2 separate regions of the Homo sapiens genome follow, and region 1 is linked to region 2. The links are chromatin loops, found by intact Hi-C in ENCODE. Cell type or tissue: GM12878. All regions are shown on one strand.

The links. Peaks named below come from ENCODE experiments on the same cell type or tissue, not always from the same donor. Only the 100,000 strongest peaks of a DNase experiment are listed, where the experiment ranks them.
Region 1: it touches region 2 in a loop (4-fold over the local background); 3 of 110 quality-filtered maps call a loop at or near these places.

What each region holds. Positions count from the first base shown.
Region 1 is chr18:31,818,323-31,820,822 of GRCh38, forward strand. No RefSeq gene overlaps it. Among named protein-coding and RNA genes, the nearest start is that of SLC25A52, 59 kb to the left of the region's middle. RefSeq lists an enhancer at 1,090-1,590. In GM12878, a CTCF peak has its summit at 1,493 (motif pointing left); a DNase peak (open chromatin) is centred at 1,475.
Region 2 is chr18:31,423,295-31,425,794 of GRCh38, forward strand. The region is part of intron 1 of DSG1-AS1 (DSG1 antisense RNA 1); the gene reads right to left. Among named protein-coding and RNA genes, the nearest start is that of DSG1-AS1, 2.4 kb to the right of the region's middle. In GM12878, a CTCF peak has its summit at 1,284; no DNase peak of the experiment used is centred here.

The DNA.
Region 1 (2,500 bases), 400 kb after region 2:
GAAAGCTGGGTAGTGTGATTTAGGAACCTTTCAATACTAGCTGTTCCAAGGCAATCTTGTTTGCAGAGATGACAGCCTGTATTAGTCTGTTTTCACACTGCTGTAAAGAAATCCCCGAGACTGGGTAAATTATAAAGGAAAGAGGTTTAATTGACTCACAGTTCTGCACGACTGGTGAGGCCTCAGGAAACTTACAGTCGTGGTGGAAGGTGAAGGGGAAGCAAGGCACCTTCTTCACAAGGCAACAGGAGGGAGAATGAACGCAGGAGGAACTACCGAACACTTATAAAACCATCAGATCTTATGGGAACTCACTCACTATCACAAGAACAGCATGGGGGAAACTGCCCCTGTGATTCAATTACCTCCACCTGGTCTCTCCCTTGACACATGGGGATTATGGGGATTACAATTCAAGATAAGATTTTAGGTGGGGACACAGCCAAACTATATTATAGCCTGTTATTCGCAAGTAAACTCATACATCCAAAAACGTATTATTGTTTAGAAAATATTACAACCTACCTTTAAATTCTTAAAATATTCAAATACTTTCTATAAACTTGATACATCAATCTTGATATCGATTTTGAAATTTAAAGGTACCAGAATATGCCCCACAAAAAATATACCACTTTGACAAGAATTATTTTGAGTTATAGGCAACTGAGAACCAGGAGATGCAGGAAAAGCTTTTTACTTCCCCCTATCTAAAAGGAAAGTATAAAATTTTCCTTTTATAAAGGATATTTATATTTACAAAGGAAATTTCCATTGTAAAGATGTCTCCATACCAAGAAGAGAGGCTCCTGGAGACAACTCTTACCACCTGATATGGTTTGGCTGTGTCCCCACACAAATCTCATCTTGAATTGTAGTTCCCATAATCCCTGTGTGTCATGGAACGGACGAGGTGGGAGGCAATCTAATCATGGGGGTGGTTCCTCTCATGCTGTTCTCGTGAGAGTGAGTGAGTTCACGGGAGACCTGATGGTTGTATAAGGGGCTTTGCCCCCGTTTGCTCAGCACTTCTCCTGCTGCCGCCATGTGAAGAACGACGTGTTTGCTTCCCCTACCACCATGATTGTGAGTTTCCTGAGGCCTCCCCAGCCACGCTGAACTGTGAGTCAATTAGACCTTTTTCCTTTATTAATTACCCAGTCTCAGGTATGTCTTTATTAGCAGCGTGAGAACAAACTAATACACCACCTGAGAGGCTCTTCTCAGCATGACAAAACAACTTTTAGTTACCATGCATTTCCTTCACTCTCCTTCCCAGAACTTGCCCCTAACTCCAGCCCAAATCCCCCTTTCTTTTGTTTAGCCTAAAATGGTATATAAGTTTCAGTCATCTGGCCACCTCCTCGGGCCACATTTTTTCTTTGTGAACTCCTCCAAACTCTGCTATGTGTTACCTCATATAATGCTAATTTCAACATTTTAAAGGCAAAGGGTATGGACAACATTGATGCAAACTTGCACTCCTAGTGCCCTCTAGTGGATATAGTTGGTTTCAGTTATCACTTGGTAGGTTTTAGTGAAACTTTCCATAAAAAGGAATGCTCTGTCACTATACTCTCTCCTCTCTCCTTTCTCTTCCTCTATTTTTTGGTCTTGTCCATGTTCCCAAGATACACTGACAATGTTACTCAGTGTTAATGCTAATAAAACTCTATTTACAAAACAGGTGTTTATTTAGAAAAATAGCCGTACCCATTTATTTGTGTCTGGTGGTTTTTGTGCTGAAACAAAAGAGCTGAGTAGTTGCAACAAAGACTCTATGACCTGCAAGGCCTAAAATATGTATTATCTGTCATTTTACAAAAAAAGTTCACTAACCTCTAATCATGGGACATATCACTAGTTCTGAAAGATGCTTTGGCTAGGAAAGGCTATTCCCTAGTTGAATATGTTTGGGAAATCCTCCATTAACATATTAAGCAGTAAAGAAACCTCTTTAATTTTAATTCTATATTTATTTACTTAGTTTACTCTGGGAATTCTTTTTTTCACCTAAGACCTATTAATATCGTATTCAATGAAACGTATTTTGGGAAATATTACTTTATAATATTGTGTTTTCTTGGAGTCAACAATTCTGTTTTTCACAGTAGAAGAATTGCTTTCTAAAGAATAGCACTATGCTTAGCTTTCATTTATTAAATAACAATATTTTAAAAATCCATTTTCAGCTGGTTATTAAATAACAATATTTTAAAAATCCATTTTCAGCCGGGCGCAGTGGCTTGCGCCTGTAATCCCAGCACTTTGGGAGGCTGAGGCAGGTGGATCACCTGAGGCCAGGAGTTCGAGACCAGCCTGGCCAACATGGTGAAACCCTGTCTCTACTAAAAACACAAAAATTAACCTGGCGTGATGGCGCACACTTGTAATCCCAGCTACTTGGGAGGCTGAGGCAGGAGAATCACTTGAACCCTGGAGGCAGAAGTTGCAGTGAGCCCAGATTGTACCACTGCACTCCAGCCTAGGCAACGAGAGT
Region 2 (2,500 bases):
AGGGAAACAAAAAAGGACCATACTTTCGTTAGAAATTCACAGAGCTAAGGTTTTCTGAGACTGATAAGATTACCGAGTTAAAAGTAAGAGAGAGGCTGAATGTGTGTTTGATAGGGAGGCAGCAAGTTTGTGTGGTGAGTGATGGTGAGGTGTTGGCACAAAAGTCACCATGCATGCATGTGATCAGAATAAATATTGATTGACTAGGAAGTCTTGTTAAATACACATTATGTATTTAACAAGGAGGCACTGACTGGGTGATGACTTTGATATCAGTGTGGCATGAGCCACCATATGTAGAGAACATGAAACTAGATAGGAATTATTAAAAAAAAAAAAAAGAGTAAAAAACAAGTATTTACTAGTATGTGTCTAGCACTAGGCTAATTGTTTCTCAAAATTTTTCTTATTTAATGCATCTTATGATCTTTCTTTTATAGTTGAAGAAAATTGAAAAGAAAAACTATAAGGAAATCACCGTGAACCAATTCCAGTGCTCATTCATTTATTCATTAAATGTTTTTTGAGCATTTTCATTATTTGCATATGAGCTAAGGGCTAGGTATAGAAACGTGAATTAGGGTCCTTACCATCAAGGACCTCAGTCAGATTCAGGAAGAAGTAAAGGGTTGAAATACAGTATGAGATACAGTTATACAAGGGGGTATGAATGAGTGTTAAGGGAGAAGAGAAGAGGGGCCTAGCATTAATGAGCTGGGAAAGGCTTCCCATAAGAAATGAACTTTGAGCCAAGCCTGGAAGGAACCACAGGAAACAGCCAGATGAAGAAATGAGAAGAGCATTCCAGGCCAATAGGATGGAATTGGAGACAAGGAGAGAAACAGGGAAGATGGAGAAAGACTGGCTCCTCTGACAGCTGGAAGCAGCTGGTAACGCTGAAGAATAAAGGCAGATCATCACAAGACAGGAAGGAGTCAGAAACCTGGAAATCAATGACATGTTAAGGAATTTCCATTTTAATCTGAAAGTTAAATCTGAAAGAGAACCATTGAATATGCCTAAAGGAGAACAGTGAATTTGAAATCGCTCGTGAAGTTTGCCTTGGCATGCATAGGAGGAGAATGAAGCAGTTGATGAGAAGACCAGCAAGGAGTTGTTTCAATGAACCAAGGCAGTGAAGAAATAACATGCGTTCCATCTACACATCTTAACCCTTGGGATAACTGAATAATTAGCTGCCCACATCACAAAATCGTAGTATAATTGTGCATTTCACATCATCAGCAAATGGTGGTAACGAGTGATGCCGGCTATATCCCAAAGGTGGCGCTGTAACCTAAAAGCACGGAGCCCAGGAAATGCCCTGCAAACTCTAAGGGTCTCTCTGTAGGACTATGTGCTGAAGGAGCTGACTCAGACATAGTCCTCCACCTCAAGAAAAATATGCCTTCTACATTTATAAGGAATAGAAATAAAATGAAAAGAAAAACTCAGTGTTAAGATGTCAAGGTTTTTTTTTTTTTTTTGCTCTTAGTGCAGGATGATTATTTTCCCAGTATAAAATTAACATGTGCTCATTGTAGAAAATTTAGAAAATGTAAAAATATAAAAGAAAATGAAAATAATTTCCCATTACCCAGAGACAACAACTAACACCATGATAATTCTCCTCGACTAATGCTAACACAGCTCTACCCTTCAACTGATAGGTAAGGCCTAGAAACCCAAATCTGTGACTGAAATTTAGTCTTTCTCTAATACCCATATTCATTGCATACATTATTTTTTTAGTTGAGATTATCCTATATAAAAGCCTGTACCTGCATTTTACGCTTAATATTCTTCATAAAATAATTAAAGAGATATTTCATCCCATGAAATGACACTGAGGTTTCCTCTACTCCTTTAATATTATAAGTGATTGTGTGATTAATATCTTTGTGCATAGAGCTTAACATGCACTTTACATTATTTCCATTAGAATTGAAGTTTTGGGGTCAATGACTATGCACATGTTTTAAAATCTGTATATTACAACACACTGTTAACAAGACAGTCCTTGATGTTAGTGAAGACACCTTATACACCAAAGTACAATAATCATAGCTATAAATTTTTTTATATCTCTGGAGTTCTAGTTTTCCTCCCAGTTCTGAGTCTGTGAGTCCAATAGATATCATTATGAAACTTACATTTGTTTATAAGGATGCCAGCATTATAAAGGCATATTTAAATAGATAACCTCTGCTATCAGGGGTTAGGTTGTGCCAGTTGTTTTTGATGGCCATAAAACTTACTTGGTTTTTGGACTGAAGACAATATAGGCTTTGCTATCTACAATGTGTCCAGCCCCTATCTATATATAGTATAGTCCTAGAACCAAAGTTATAGGACATAATTTTCTAAGAAAGAACCATATTACATCTAACAATTTGAACACTGAAGAACTCTCTCCTCCAAGAAAATAGGCATGAGAAGGCCTGAACCACAATGCCACAACAGAATCTCCCAGGTATTACCTGTGGGCTGATTGATAGAA